Linked DNA regions of Mus musculus: region 1 is linked to region 2. A link is a loop called in an ENCODE intact Hi-C map of the cell type or tissue named here. Cell type or tissue: left cerebral cortex. All regions are shown on one strand. Each heading gives the region's core, and the rest is flanking DNA. Links, peaks and the distances in the headings are about the cores only. Region 1 holds the start of Pdss2 (prenyl (solanesyl) diphosphate synthase, subunit 2). Region 2 has its middle 27 kb from the start of Bend3.

Region 1 (8,332 bases), core at 94-8,093, 230 kb after region 2:
AGGGCAAGGTCACACAAATCACTGTGTCTACATGCCGACTCTCTTGATCTCTGGGACAACCAGGTCTTGGGGGCCTGCACTTTAGCATTACAAGACACTGCAAAAGACCAAACCTCAAAAATTCCCCTTTTTAGCTCCTTTTCTCTCAGATATAAATTAAATACAATTACAACAATTATGAAAATTGTAAGGTATGATATACATTTATAATGTCCAGTCCATTTTATTTGGCCATTTAGATAAAGTATTTTATCATCTATACTAATTAATGAGTTTACAATTCTGCACCTCACTTATCTTTGATTTTTACTTGTATTATATCTGAAACCCAACTTTTTAAAATCTAGAATACCTTCCTTGATGCTAAACAACATAAGTTTAGTTGTGAGACTATAACTATCTAGTCTTCAACACCATCTGAGCTTTGAAAAGGAATAAATATTATTTAGGTATGCAGGAAGCATAGGGATGAAGCTTCTAAAAATCATAGAAATGACAGAGATAGCTTACTGTCTGGACAGTCCCTAATGTTCCTTATAACACTGGAGTATCTATCTTCAGCCTTCTGGCCCAGAACATCTGACAGACCCCAGATGAATCAGGAATTATGAAGGACTAGCTTACCCTATCTTGGCAATGCTTAGCAGTAAATTATCCTGCAAACAGCATTTTGTCTATAGATAGTACATTTCTTGCCCAGAGGCTAGCTTACCACAATTGAAACAACTGTATATGGAGGTATCTTAATAAATAAAAATAATTATCTTAATTATTTTAAATTGTTTTAATTGTCAACATGAAGGTAGTTATAATTTCAGTGATTATAATTGTATTAAATACTCTATGACAGAGGTCAAAGTAGAGCAGATCTAAATAAAAAAGAGCCTGCAAAATTGAATCAGTCTATACTTTAGATTTTATACTTCAGGTTGCTGGAACAAAGAAAAGGTATTTTGGGAGAAGGGCTCTGTATTTGTGTTAACAAGAAAAAAAAAAAAAGGTTTTAGACTCCTTCCAAAGTAATAAGGATCAGACTTGATAGAGGGAGACCCCCCTGAAGACCTTGGCTGCAGTCAGGAAGGAAAAAAGTCAAGAAGACCAAATAGGACAGGTAACATAATTTGCTGATCCCTCTATATGGGAACAAACCTGAAACTGGCTGAAACATAAAAATGTCTCTAGCTAGAACTTCAACTATACATAGCCAATGAGTCTTGTTGGCAACAGAGTTCTTAAAATTCATCACGCCATCCTTTCATATGGCATGAATGAAGATTTATTACAATTTGGTTATTAATCAAGCTGACTCATAAAAAAGACAGGTGCCTTTCACCTGCTCAAACAAGGAGCAGAAATTCATCCTTAACTGATCTATGCACCTTGCTCTACTTCGGAACCACATACCCAACCTAACAATTTGGTTATTTGAATACATACATTCCAATGTATGCATATACTACATTTCATTAATAGATTTACCCACCAATGAACACATGATCAGCTTCTACCTTCTGCCTATTGGAAACAATACTAGAAACATAAATATATAACTATCTGAGACTCTGTTTTCAAGTCTTTTAGAAATATACTTAGAGGAAGAATGGCCGAGTCACATGTTAACTCCTAATTTTGGGGAGGATAAAAACTCTTCACTTTGCATAACCCCTTTAGGACTCATTCAGGTGTACACAGTGATATCAATTTTTTTAAAAAAAAAATCAAATTGCATTTGTATTTGAGAGAACACATGCAGGTTTTAACAAGTGTGTATACATGTGAGGCAAGAGTATTTTCTTTATCTTGCTCCATCTTATATTTTGAGACAAGGTCTCTCATTGAACTCATTAATTATGTAGGCTGGCTGGCCAATGGGCTCAAAGGCACAGCCTGTTTCCACATTGCACCCTAATACTTGGGCTACAAAACCCACTTGCACACACTTTCTTGGCAACCAGCTTTTTTGTCAGTACTTGGAATCTAAACTCAGGCCCTCAAGCTTGCACAGTAGGCAATTTAATGACTGAGACATCTCTTCAGCTCCACCAAATAGAGCTTTATGGTTATGGATATATCACAGTTTGATCAACCATTGACCAATAAATGACGTTTGAGTTGGTCAGGTTGGGGCTATCCCAAATACCCACGCTGAGTATCATTCTCTTAATTATCAACATTTTGCTGTCAAGACTTTGGCAAATTTACAGCCAACTTTCAACACTATAAACACCCCTGTATAGATTCTGATATAGACAAGGTGTTTTTTTTTTAATTATTTCTTTAGGATAAATGTTTATGAGTATGATGGTAAGATGTATAATTTAATCTTATTTAATTTAATCTTATAAGAAATTTCCATTTTCCAGATTGGCCATACTGATTTACATACATGCCAAATTTAGTTTTTCTGTTTCTTCACCAGGATGTCCTTCTGTAAATCTGTATTTCATTCCTCTTAACTTTGTGACAGATCTCATAGTAATGTAAATCTGCAATTCTCCTATGGCTAGTGGTTTTGAACATTCATAAGCCCACCTGCCATCTTTTTGTCCAGCTCTTGTTTGCTTTTTCACTTTTGAGTTTGAGAAGGAGTTTCTTGTTTAGCACTGAATTTGCTGGTTTAGCTAGACGAAATGTCCATCACACTGCAGAGATCTCCAGTTTTCACATCCTCAGTACTGGTATGAAAAACCTCCACTTTTGTTGCTGGCGATCCAAACCAGGTTGTAGGACTTGTTCAACAAGTACTTTGGCAAAGACATCTCCCCTAATCCTCTTTGTACTAGTTTTATTCTCATAACTTTTCTGTGTGCTTGAAATAAACTACGAAACATGAGGTATGAGTTGTTTTTTAAGTGATAAATTTTTTTTTAAACCCTAGTGACAAGTTTAACACTAGTCTGGCATTAAGTGGTAAAAGCGTCAGAGGAAACTGACTTCAATCTAGATAGTCCAATACCTGGATATTTGGGGGTTTTTTTGTTTGTTTGTTTTTTGAAACAGGGTTTCTCTGTGTAGCCCTGGCTGTCCTCGAACTCAGAAATCCGCCTGCCTCTGCCTCCCAAGTGCTGGGATTAAAGGCGTGCGCCACCACTGCCCGGAGCTGTCTATTCTGCCTGTCTCTCTTGTCTTAATCTTTCTGTAGGTAAACAGCTTAACTTGCTCTGTAGACCAGGCTGGCCTTGAACTCAGAGATCGCACTGCCTTTGCCTCCCAAGCTCTGGGATTAAAGGCATGCACCACCATTGCCCGGCTCTATTCCATTTTTAAAATACCACTTCTTGACTGTGACTAAATAAGTATACATCTCTGATACCTTGACAAGCCATGAAGCATCTGCATCTCTAAAAGTGAAGAGAAACTGTAAAACACGTTCAAGTTTTTCTTTTACGAAAACCATTTATCCTGGGCCAAGTAGAAGAATGTTAAAGGGACACCAAAGAATACCTTAAAAGTTCAAAAGAAAGTTAGAATCAAGGAACTGGCCAGACCCAGAGTTACCATGGGTCGCTCACCTGGCAGTGGTAAGCAGAGGGTGTCCCGTCCCCACCAGCTTCCGCACCTGCATGGCGATATTGCTGAGCTCGTCGCTCAGCAGGCAGCGCAGGCTCATGAAGGATGCGGGGTAGCCCACGATCTTCTCCGCCTCGGACACCACCTGGTTCCAATGGGCCGGTGACCTGGAGGAGCGCCCGCGCCAGGAGCCCGCCGAGGAGATGCTGTCGAGGGATCTGAAGTACCACCAGTGGCGACTGGGGGGACCTGAAGCCCCGAGGTAACCGGACAAGCGCAACAGCAGCTGCCGGAGGCTCATAGTTTTGAGTCTGAGAGGGTCGGGGACCTGAGGAAGGTGGCCAGAAATGACACGGGAAGCAAACAAGGGCTGAGGAGAAACTTTCAGAATCTAACAGGAGACGGCGATTCCAAACCCTCAGAGAAGTATGGCTTTCTGGAGCCGTAACCAGGAATAACGTTTGCTGCTTCTGCAGCGCAGACTGGCGTAACCCCAGCGGCTGCTCAGAACTGCACTGGATACCTGCGCTGGTAACCACAGCCAGTGCCTACATGGGGGGCGCCATGTTGGAGGCATGAAATGCGGCCTGCCGTAAAGATAGGGGCGGGCTGATGAGCGGCAAAGAGTGCTCTTTACTTTACGGCACAGCTGGGACCTCCCCACTAAGGGGCGGACCCTCAGTGATGACCGGAAGGCGAGAGATGGAAGGGAGCCTGTGCCCCAGGACGTCGGTGTCCGCCCTTTGGCACCCCGCTAGCCCTGGATCTAGGCGCTCTCGGGGTCTCTGCAGCGTTTCTCCCGGCCCAACGCAGAGTGAAGCTTATGTAAATAAATGTCTGTATCGTGGGTCCGCGGCGAGATCGTAGGCCCGTGGCGCAGGCTCGTCCGGAAGCCTTTTGCTCCTGGGCGCCTTAGGCCCTTGGTGGGGGCCGCGGACCCGGGAGGGCGGCCCCGCTAGCTGGGCGACGACGTCTCCTCCGCGGCCCCCCCAGAGCTGGAACGCAAGTGGATCGGTGAGGCTGAGCCCTGCTTCCCTCAGCTTCCTGGCCGAAGTGCCAGGATTTCTGTGAAAAATCCAGAAAATAAGGATGCTGTGAGAATGGAATGAAACGTCGCTTGCTCCGGGACTGAAAATTCACTGGCATGAGTGCATTTCACATATTAGCTCACTTAATCTTTTGTTGAGTTTTAAAGATAATACTATTCCCCGGATTTTAGGGGGGATGGGGGGGAACGGAATGAGGCACAGCCAAATTGTAAGTTGTTATGGTCACATTAAGCAAAATGTGAACCTAGAGGATCTGGTATCTTTTTTTCTCCTCTCCTTTGGGTACTAGGGATAGAGGCCAGGCCTCATGCAGTAATGCTAGGCTAGTGCTCTACTTCGGAACCACATACCCGACCTAACAATTTGGTTATTTGAATACATACTCTTAACCACAACATTAAGTAATATGTTACCAAAAATTCTTTCTCATTGCTAAAGTAAAATTGTCAGTGTGACGACGCTTTCAGTGTTGGATGGAACGTTTTTTTTTTCCCCTAGGCCACAGTGGCCTGAGACTTCTTACTGTGTAGCAAACTGACCTGTAACTTCTTGACCCCATCCACCTCTCAAGTCCTGGGATTACAGACGAGGGCCAGAGGGCCACTCTGCTCTTCGGGTGCCACCTATTCAAGCACGTCTAGCATCTTGCCCTTTCTAATTAGACAAAACAAGTGTTGAAGTCCTTGTTAATCATAAAAAAATTAAAAATTACAAAACCTTAAATTCAATCCCTTGGGAAGAAAAAAGTAACATTAAGATCAGTAATATAAAAATAATAAACGACTTGTTACCTACATTTTACACTCAGGAATGGTTTTTAAAATTCATGTGAGCTTTCAAAATTCATAGTTGGTATTTTTTAAGCTCACATTATGTAAATGAACTAGAAAAACAAAGAGAAATTGTTCACACAAGATGCTTTTAGCCACAGAAGGTTTAGCGGCAAACTCCCTTTGAGTGCCAAGTCTCCTGTGATTTAAAGATTCTGTTTTTGAGCCAGGAATGGTGGTGCTTACAAGCACTCAGGAGGCAGAGGCAGAAGGATCTCTAGGTTCAAGAGCAGCCTGGTCTACATAGCCAGTTCTAGGCTAGCCAGGGCTCCAGAGTGAGGGCTCCATAGATAAAACAGCATATTAATTAAAGGTGAATTATATTTAAAAACAGTCTCCCCATAAGGGAGTTCCTATGTAAGATTCCTAGCAATAAAATCCAAGTATACTACTATGTAAAAATAAATGTAAAAGGTGAAATATTTTATCATTCTAAAGAGTTCTAAGACCTAAGCTGGGTTGTCCAAGGAGAAGGAAGTCAGAAAAATCCAGAGAAAGAGAGAGACTGAGTGTAATATATCGAGCATCTGAGGCTGCTTCTTCAAGATCATGGTACCTTAAGAGTAACTTTTCACACATTTGCTTTAATGAAAATTCACAGTATGTACTTTAATTTCTTCACAAAAGCCAAGTGCATTATTCTCTGGTCTTGGTCTGTTAGCCACGTTTTTGATTATTCATGGGACTTCTGCTCCCATTTACTTTAAATAACCAGCACTTTCCTTTATACTTAACAGTTAAAAGGTTGCATTGTATCTAGTGGTAATCAGTTTTGGAAAATTAAAATGATATTTGTTCTTTAGTCCTCCTGATTTATATATATATATATATATATATATATATATATATATATCCTTCAATCTTTATAGCTAAAGAGATGTCTGAATTTCAAGTGACAGGCTGTGAGGAGTAAGGACATCTAATACCACTAAGAATGCAAAGTAGCACACAGCAGTTAGATAATCACAGTATTGTATACACATTTGCATTATGACCCAGAAATATCAACTCTAGGAACCTATTCCAAAAGGCAAAGTAACTAAAGCAAAAGGTTGTTCATTGCTGTATTGATTTTAATAGAAAATAATCCAGACCTCAAAGTGGGCACTCGAGCACAACTGGACGAAAGAGGATCACCCCTGTATCTTTCAGGATATACATCAAATTAAAAATGCAAAGTACAGAGTAGTATAACACATTTTTTTGTGAAATAGATAAGACTGTGAATGTATTTTGGCATGTATTCTGAACAGGAAGGAACAGAGATCAGCAAGGAGACTGGTAACTATTCTATAATCCTTGGCTATGTAGATTTGGTTTTCAAATCATGTATACATGTTATGTATTCTAAATAATTTTAAATACAGAAGAAAAATCTAATTCCTAGAATTTGAAAATTCACAGAAGCAAATGATGTAACTACATATTAAGTTGCCATGTCATAACCATACCAAGCAAATAACTAATGACTTTTAAAAAATGATATTTTCATCATACGCCGTCCGTAGAATATGTTCCCTGGAAGAACAGAGCTACAAAAAGATCTTTAACTTCATTCTTATGGCTCATAGAAATGTAGATGCTATTACTTTCTAATCCTACATGTTATATGCAGAGAGTTGTTAGGTATGTGGATCTTTCAGAGTAAGTAAAATCCATATAATACTCAAGTTGAGTTAGAAATAATAAGTTCATGACTTTTTTCAAAAATGTTTCTTATGTAGTAATAAAATGTATTTATTAACCGGGCGTGGTGGCGCACGCCTTTAATCCCAGCTCTCTGGAGGCAGAGGCAGGTGGATTTCTGAGTTCAAGGCCAGCCTGGTCTACAGAGTGAGTTCCAGGACACCCAGGGCTACACAGAGAAACCCTGTCTCAAAAAACAAAACAAAACAAAAAAAAAAAACAAAAAAAATGTATTTATTGAAAAAAAAAACAAAAGATTTTGCTTTGTGTACCAGTTGTATAGTATAATAATCTTTAGCATTGTGTTGTACTTTTGATACACTGCTTTCTATAAAAACTAGGAAGGTGCTTTGGAGAATAGTCGCGCGCACGCGCACACACACACACACACACACACACACACACACACACACACACACATACCAATGTATGTAATGGATGTCTTGTCTCAGAAATCAAGGAAGCCATTTAAGTCTAAAAGACTAGTGAGACAGGACAAAGATCCAAAGACACCAACATAAGGGTTGATGAGGGAACAATGTGACCATCAAAAAGTAGTAAGACCTATAACTGATTGAAATTCATTGACTACACATGAGCTCACGCCTTTATAACTAGATGCAACTTCGGCAATGAGTAAAAGAATTGAGTGTTTATCCTGCTTCCCTGTGTAAATTCTGCTCAGTGGTCTTTTATCCTGGCTCAGTCCCTTGAAAACTGAACCTGAGACAAGGGCCTACTCTTTGGGCCGTTGATTTTGGACGGTGATCTCAGGATGACTAGGGAAAGTGAGACAAGGAAAGGCAGTATGAGAGTGTTCTTGAATTAGTCACCACCACAGGCGGTGAGGCCTCGGGCCACGTAGAATAGACTTCAGGATTGCCACCCGAGGTGAGAAGAGAGCACATATTAATAAGCAGCTTGTAGCTCTGGCTGCTCCAGGTTTCCATCTCGGGGCTTTGGCTCCTCACACCTCCAGCGTATAAAAATGCGCTAGGCGGAGGAGTATCCCCCACCTCAGGGATCAGGGGGTTGTGGTGGGGGGACAGAAAATGAGGCATCTGCATGTCCCAAATAGCTGCAAATGTATACGATGAAGAGAGGTGCTGTTGAGTCATGGTTCTAAGAAGTAGGTAGCCACAGAAACGGCCACAGCAAAAGATGGTTTGGGAAGACGTAAGACAGGAAACGGGCCTCTACTAGCGGGGTAACCAAATTGCCTCGATGGTAAAAATAATCCCATTGAACAAAGCTGAA
Region 2 (8,332 bases), core at 272-8,271:
GAGTCAGCAAGAGTTTGAGGGAAATCAGCCCACAGAATTCCAACAACCCACATTTACCTGCTACTGTTCTCTGAGTAGTCTAAGTTGAAATGTTTAAAAATTAGGCTGGGCTCGGTCTTAGCGCCATCTTCCTTGAGACTCCTGCGCCATGAGAGCGAAGTGGCGGAAGAAGAGAATGCGCAGGCTGAAGCGCAAGAGAAGAAAGATGAGGCAGAGGTCCAAGTAAGCCTGCCGGTGCACCCACGACGCCTGCAGGAGCAGAAGTGAGGGATGCTGAGGGCCGGGACAAGCTATCGGACTGTGTGCTGCCATCGGTAATGAGTCTCAGTAGACCTGGAACGTCACCTCGCTGCGATCGCCTGGAGAAATGACCGCCTTTCTTACAACCAAAACAGTCCCGCTGGCCCTCTGCCCTGGACCCCCGGCACTCTGGACTAGCTCTGTTCTCTTGTGGCCAAGTGTAGCTCGTGTACAATAAACCCTCTTGCAGTCAGCTTAAGAATCAAAAAAAAGAAAAAAAAAAGAAAAAGAAAAGAAAAGAAAAAAAGAAAAAATTAGGCTGGACTGGGCATGGTGGCGCACGCCTTTAATCCCAGCACTCGGGAGGCAGAGGCAGGCAGATTTCTGAGTTCGAGGCTAGCTTGGACTACAAAGTGAGCTCCAGGACAGCCAGGGCTACACACACAGCCAGGGCTATCTCGAACCTCCCCTCCCCCCCCCCCAAAAAAAAAATTAGGCTGGGCGGTGGTGGCGTCTCCCAGCACTTGGGAGGCAGAGGCAGGTGGATCTCTGAGGTTGAGGCCAGCCTGGTTTTCAGAGCAAGTTCTAGGACAGAGAAACTCAGTCTACACAGAGAAACCCTGTTTCAAAAGAGGACAAAGAAAATTTTATTTATTTATTTATTTATTTTCGAGACAGGGTTTCTCTGTATAGCCCTGGCTGTCCTGGAACTCACTTTGTAGACCAAGCTGGCCTCGAACTCAGAAATCCGCCTGCCTCTGCCTCCCAACTGCTGGGATTAAAGGTGTGTGCCACCACACCCAGCACAATTAAAAATAAAAAGGTTTTTACACTTATTTATTTTATTGTATGAGTTTTGCCTGCATATTATGTCTGTGTACCAAGTGGGTGCCTGGTGCCCACGGAGGTCAGAAGTGGGTGTCAGACTCCTCTACAACTGCAGTTCGGAATGGATGGTTGTGAGCTACCACATGGGGGCTGGGAACTGAAGCTGTCTCTTTCAAAAGCAGCAAGCACTCTTGAGTACGGAGCCATATCTTCAGCTCCTACATCTGAAAAAAAAAATTAAGGACTAGCTTCTTCGCTTCCAACGATTTTAATTAATTAATAGTTAATTTTTTGAGATGGCTAACTTCCAAAACACAGAGATTTGCCTGCCTCTGCCTCCTGAATGCTGGGATTAAAGGTGTGTGCCACCATTACCCAGCTAAATTTTAAACTTTCACATGTAGACTACTCAGAAGGCAGTATCAGGTAAATGTGGATTATTGGAGTTCTGTGGCCCAGGTATGCGACCCCTCTTATTCCCAGTAAATCAACAGTATACTTGCGTAAAATGTACAGAGTGTATTTGGCAAAAAGCAGGTAAAGAAGTGACTTTAGTTACCTACCACAGGGTCTCTGGTCTAGGCTACACTAAGTGAATGCGCTTTTCTCATGCTTAAATTCTTCTAACCGGGAGTGAGTGTGGCTCCTATCAGTTATAGAAAGAGGTGAGTGGGACCGCTTAGGACCTAAATATAGGGCTAAGCATGCCTGTCCTGGCAGGAGAGCTCTTTGGCTGATGGCCTGGCCAGTTTTCATGTGACAAAGCTTTCAAAATTAACTCCATGTAGACTTGCAAGTCTTTAGGGAATGAAGACATGGGTAGGCAAGAGATCATTTTAAATCTTCAGTCAGAGGCTAGCCCTGGAAGCAGAGAGGAAAAGCCTGAAACATCAGAGGAAACAAGTGGGGGGTGAGCAAGGAGACAGAACGGATCTGGGAGATGGCATAGAGGCTTGGGAGGGGGTCGCATGGGTGGTGGGAGTGTGTGTGGGGGTGGGGGTGGCTGAGCAGGACTGTACCTGAGAAGGATGGGGAAGCTGTGGGCCACAGCTGAGGCAGAGAAGTGGGTAATACAGTATTGTAATTCACACTTTTGAGTAGCTGGAGGGGAGGGCAGGGCAGAAAGGACAGACAGCAGGTAAGCCTGCCAAGATGCTGGTAAGCAGGCCTTCTTCTGACCTTTGCCACAAAGCTTCCAACATGTGACAACCAGCTTGGTGCTTGGCTGTTTCCTGAAAGACAAATGTAGTCACTGACTGTGACAAGAGATGGGGAGAGAGAGGGAGACCCTGGTCCCAGACCTCTGGCTCTGCAGCTCTCTTTCAGTAAGTGTTGGTTTCTCAGACTCCCTGTCTGAACTAGGAGATGCCAGGAAGAGTGAGAGGCCAAGACAGACATCCAGGAACTGACCATTGACCCTTTACAGCCTTGTCTCCATGAAGATCTAAGGAGCACGACATTTTGTTTTTATTTTGAGACAATGTGTTGGCACATACCCTAGGGTGGCCTCAAACTCATGATGCTCTTGAAAGATTGGTAACATTTATGCAAGAAGATTACTACCCTCTGGATGGAATGAATCTTTTTATCTTCACATACCCTCTCCTTTTCTCTCACCTCTTTCTCTGTCTTTTGTTTGTTTTGTTTTTTGTTTGTTTGTTTGTTTGTTTTTGAGACAGGGTCTCATGCAGCTTGGACTAGTCTGGAATCCATTATGTAGACATGAAAGCCTTAAAATCCTGATTCTCCTGCCTCTACAGCAGGTACAGGTATGTTCCACCATACCAGGTTTTATAATAAAGACTTTAAAAAAAATCCAACTAAACATTTAGAATAATCAAAAACTCTTTAATAAAAAGTCTTGTTAGCTGGTGGCACACACCTTTAATCCCAGCACTTGGGAGGCAGAGGCAGGTGGATTTCGGAGTTCGAGGCCAGCCTGGTCTACAGAGTGAGTTCCAGGACAGCCAGGGCTACACAGAGAAACCCTGTCTCGAATAAATAAATAAATAACCACAGTAAAGCTGCATGACTATACACATTCATAACAAACAAACTTGGGTGCTGGAGAGATGGCTCAGTGGTCAAGATCACAGTATCCTTACAGAGCACCCAAGGCTGAGTCCTAGAACTCCGATGGTCACTCACAGTGATTCCAGTTCCAGGGGCTCTGACTTCTTCTGGCCTCTGCGGATACCACGTATGCACATGGTGTACATACATGCATATGTGCAGTCAAAGCACTCATACACCGAAAATAAAGTAACTACATCTTTTTTAAAAATGATGAACTGTAACTTAGGACTGGGGAGATGGCCCAGTGGTTGAAGTGCTTGCCTTGTAAGCCTGAGGCTGGAGTTTTGATTCACCAGCCCCACCACGTGAAACTCCAGACAGTATGGTGGCTCGTTTGCCATGCTAGCCTCTGAAGGCACACAGAAGGGATTCCCAGAGCAAGTTGGCTAATGAGACCAGCCATACCTCTGAGTTCAGGGTTTGACTGAGAGAGCCTGCCTCAGTGAAAAAGACGTGTTATTGAAGATGACTGTGGACATCAGCTTTGGGCGTCCGTGTGCACCCACACATATGCAAACTTGCATAAAACATATGCGTGTGTGCTCACACACACACAGAGAAATGGAAAAAGAAAAACCACATAACTGTAGATGTAATTTTAGTTATGCAAAATTTACAAGAACTTGCTCCCATTCCCTGCTTAGCTTCTGTTGGAACTGGATAAATAAAGACTGGAGATGGGAATTAAAGGCTATGCTAGTGGTCAGGAGCAGCTCTGGGTCTGAGCTGCAGCCACACAGCAGAAGAAATGCATGTGGACTTCTGAAAGAAAAGAGGGCAGGCGTGAGAACTCTGATCCTCACGCGCCCCTCCCCCACACCCCTCGCTGAGCCTCTGAATCACAGCTACCTGGGACAGTCGGGACAGTAGGACCTCTGGATTCAGTCATCTTCTATGGTATTCCAAACAGGACCACTACTGCCACCAGGTGGCATCAAACTGTAGCCAGGCCTGGCATGAATTTAACATGGCTAGCTGGGCTCCCAGAGTCCTCAGCTGTGTGAACCCCCACCAGCCACTCCGTTGTCAGCTTCACAAACACAGTTCACACGCCTGGATTCGTGGCCGACTGTGGTCGGGTTTTACCGTATCGATTTATAACTAGAATTGAGGGGAGGCCTCTTAGACAAAATGATGAAGGAGATGAAATTAGACATTGTGATAAATATCTTATGCACACGAGTTCACTGAATCCCTTTTATGCATAAGGTATCAATAGAACAAAGCGAAAGTCATCTTTGTAAGTTAAACAGTTCCGCCTGTAAGTTAACTATTGCTGATTGGCAGACAATTCGTAGGGTGTGGAGACATGCAGACACAGCTCATCCCATGAGCTTATTCGTTGTTTCTAAAGTTTTAATATGGGCATTTCATGAATATCAGTTCCTCTACCTTGGGGGGTGTATATTATAAGTGTGTGATGGGAGGGTCCCCAGTGTGCCATGGTACATCTGTGGGAGACGGATGGTAACCTCAGGAACATGGTTATCTCACTTCTCCATGGGTTTGGGGACAGAGCACAGGTCTCCAGGGTCTTGTGGTACAAGCTTTTACCCCCCCTGAGACATTCTGCCACCTCCCACCCCCACCCTGGCACCCCGCTGTTTTTGAGACAGTTTCTCACTGAATTTAAGAGATCCACAATTTGACCAGCCCGGCTGGCCCCTGGGGTCCTGCTGATGGGATTTTCTCAGTTCTGAGATTACAGTGCACCTGTGCACCTGGCCCTGGATTGATGGATTGATTGATTGATTTTACATTGGTTCTGGGGACTCAAATTCAGTTCCTCATGCTTACACAGCAAATGCTTTACAGACCGAGCCATTTCCTCAGCTTTTAGAGTCCTCTCCTTCCTTCCTTCCTTCCTTCCTCTTTCTTTTTCTTTCTTTTCTTTCTTCCTCACTTTCTTCTTCCTCCTCCTTTCTTCTTCCTCCCCTCTTTTCCCCTCCCATTCCTTTCCCCTTCCTCCCCCCTCCTCCTCCCCCCTCCTCTCTCCTCCTCCTCTCTCCTCCTCCTCCTCCTCCTCCTCCACCTCTTCTTCTTCTTCTTCTTCTTCTTCTTCTTCTTCTTCTTCTTCTTCTTCTTCTTCTTCTTCTTCTTCTTCTTCTTCTCCCTCTCCTTCTCCTTTTCTCTTTCTTTTTTGGACAGGGTCTCAAAACAAGGCTGTCCTTGAATGCATAGAAATCCACCTACCTCTGTCTTTCAAGTGATTAGATTAAAGGGTTATGCCTTCAAGCTTTATCTATTCTTGCATGGGGGTGGGGGGGGCGGTGTTCTAATGAAGCTCCAGCTAGCCTTGAATTCATGATCCTTCATGCCTCAGTCTCCCCAGTATTGTGGTTACAGGCATGAGCTACCACATTTACTTGATCAGTTTTTGAAATGTACATGTTAGTATCTGTTTCTCCCTACAGTTTGTTCCACGTGTGTGTCTCTGTGCCTGTGGGGGAAGGGATTGTGATTTTTGAGGCTGTATGGTTAGAAGCACACAAATCTTCATTGTTTGTTTTTTGAGGCATAGCCCTGGCTATCTTGGAACTAACCCTGTAGAAAGAGGTTGGCCTCAAACTCAGATCCACCTGCCTCTGCCTCTGCCTCTCTCTCTCTCTCTGCCTCTCTCTCTCTCTCTCTCTCTCTCTCAGCCTCTCTGCCTCTCTCTCTGCCTCTCTGCCTCTCTGCCTCTCTCTCTCTGCCTCTCTCTCTCTCTCTCTCTCTCTCTCTCTCTGCCTCTCTGCCTCTCTCTCTCTCTGCCTCTCTGCCTCTCTCTCTCTCTCTGCCTCTCTGCCTCTCTCTCTCTCTCTCTCTCTCTCTCTCTCTCAGCCTCTCTCTCTGCCTCTCTGCCTCTGCCTCTCTGCCTCTCTCTCTCTCTGCCTCTCTGCCTCTCTCTCTCTCTCTCTCTGCCTCTCTGCCTCTCTCTCTCTCTCTCTCTCAGCCTCTCTCTCTGCCTCTCTGCCTCTGCCTCTCTGCCTCTCTCTCTCTCTCTCTCTCTGCCTCTCTCTCTCTCTCTCTCTCTCTCTGTCTCTCTGTCTCTCTCTCTCTCTCTCTCTCTCTCTCTCTCTCTCTCTCTCTCTCTCTGTCTCTCTGTCTCTCTCTCTCTGTCTCTCTCTCTCTCTCTGTCTCTCTCTCTCTCACTCTCTCTCTCTGTCTGTCTGTCTCTGCCTCTCTGCCTCTCTCTCTCTCTCTCTCTCTCTCTCTCTCTCTCTCAGCCTCTCTCTCTGCCTCTCTGCCTCTGCCTCTCTGCCTCTCTCTCTCAGCCTCTCTCTCTGCCTCTCTGCCTCTGCCTCTCTGCCTCTCTCTCTCTCTCTGCCTCTCTGCCTCTCTCTCTCTCTCTCTCTGCCTCTCTGCCTCCCAAGCACTGGAATTAGAGGCTTGCGCCACCACTGCCCAGCGAGGTATTTCGATGATTCCCTCATCTTGCTCCTTGTTGTTCTCTGGAACGATAACAGCATATGATGGCACCCTGCATGGCGTCACCTGCCTTAATCCTTGAGGCCAGTGGATCTCTAGGAGTATGAGTCCAGCCTGGCTTACGGAGCAAGGTCCAGGCAAGCCAGGTCTACACATTGAACCGTGTCTCAAAACAAGCAAAGGAAACCAAACAGCATATGATGATGCCCTTCTTTGTCCCTATGGTTTCCTTCCATGTTTTACATTTTTCTTTACGGACAGAGCTCACTTGTGCAGCCATAGCTGTCCTGGAACTTTCTCTGTAGATCAGACTGGCCTCAACTCCGAAATCCACCTGCTTCTGCTGGCATTAAAGATGGAAGTCCCCATGCCTAGCAAGAAAAATAAAAAGGAAATACTTTTTTTTTTTTTTTTTTTTTTTTAAATTTGGAGAGTACCTCATGTAACGCAGACCGGCCTTGCTAGGTAGTGTGCTGGTTGGAATGAGAATCGCTGCATAGGCCCATGGTTTGAATACTTGGCCCTCAGTTGGTGAAACAGTTTAGAAAGGATTGGGAGGTGTGGCCTTCTTGGAGAAGGTATGCCACTGGGGTGAGCTTCTAGTGTTCTGACTTTCGCTTACTGAAGGCTAGGGTTGCGGGCATGTACCACACCTATGGGGCTCACATGTTGTATAAAGTCATCTTTTAAGGGTAGAGTGCTTGCTGGTCTAGCATGCAGGGAGCCCTGACCTCGATCCTTAGCACCACAGAAACCCAGTCAAGGCCATGTATTCTGCTCCAGCATTCTTTATCTTACTGGGTGGTTGTTGTTGTTGTTTTAAATATTTATTTATTTTATGCGTGTGAGTACACTGTCGCTGTCTTCAGACACACCAGAAGAGGGCATCGGATCCCATTAAAGATGGTTGTGAGCCACCATGTGGTTGCTGGGACTTGAACTCAGGACCTCTGGAAGATGCTCTTAACTGCTGAGCCATCTCTCTAGCCCCTATCTTACTGTTTTAAGCTGGTTCTTTTCTGAATCTGGAGGTAGGTTGGTGATAAAGAGTCCAGGAATCCTCTTATCTCTGTCTACCCAGCCCTACCCCCAGAGCTGGGGATTCAGGCAGGTGTGACCAAGCCTGGCTTTTTAAGTAGGTGCTGGGGACTCAAACTCAGGTCTTCATGCTATTCACAGTGTCTAAACCCTCCTACCTGATGGGCCACTTCCCAGCCTCATTGTACTTATGCTCTACTCAGTAGTGAGTCATTGCTTCCTGATGGTCAGTACAAAGTGTATTTCCTGAGATCTGAGTGTGTTATCCACCTGTGATAACAGATACTTAGGAGTCTGAGACGGAACAACTGAGTTTGAGGCCATACTGGATTCTATAGCGAGCGACTCTGTTCAGAAGGAAAAAAAGAAAAATGGAAAACCCATTCCTTCTAACAGCATTTATCGAACTTGAGCCTTTGTATTATTGAGAAACAGCTATTTAGCAGCTAGTTACTAGTCAGCATGGCTGTCTTCATTCCTTTTCTTTTTTAAAAAAATAACATTCACCGCCGGGCAGTGGTGGCACACGCCTTTGATCCCAGCACTTGGGAGACAGAGGCAGGTGGGTTTCTGAGTTCGAGGCCAGCCTGGTCTACAGATTGAGTTCCAGGACAGCCAGGGCTACACAGAGAAACCCTGTCTCAAAACAAAAAAAATAACATTCAGCTGGGCAGTGGTGCCATATGCCTTTAATCCCAGCGCTTGAGAGGCAGAGGCAAGCAGATTTCTGAGTTCGAGGGCA

What was found. Hi-C counts contacts between places; a loop is a spot of excess contacts. Peaks named below come from ENCODE experiments on the same cell type or tissue, not always from the same donor. Only the 100,000 strongest peaks of a DNase experiment are listed, where the experiment ranks them.
Region 1: it touches region 2 in a loop (2.4-fold over the local background); 2 of 42 quality-filtered maps call a loop at or near these places.

The regions. Positions count from the first base shown.
Region 1 is chr10:43,217,241-43,225,572 of GRCm38, reverse strand. It overlaps Pdss2 (prenyl (solanesyl) diphosphate synthase, subunit 2), which reads right to left and starts at 4,087. Exons shown (of 8, transcript NM_027772.2): 1 at 3,513-4,087. The coding sequence starts at 3,811. In left cerebral cortex, for the core only: a CTCF peak has its summit at 4,051; DNase peaks (open chromatin) are centred at 4,134, 4,819 and 5,542; H3K4me3 peaks cover 2,014 bases; H3K27ac peaks cover 1,740 bases.
Region 2 is chr10:43,448,318-43,456,649 of GRCm38, reverse strand. It overlaps a transcript of Pdss2 not described here and the pseudogene Gm3699. Among named protein-coding and RNA genes, the nearest start is that of Bend3, 27 kb to the left of the region's middle. In left cerebral cortex, for the core only: a CTCF peak has its summit at 4,077 (motif pointing right); a DNase peak (open chromatin) is centred at 4,081; H3K4me3 peaks cover 357 bases.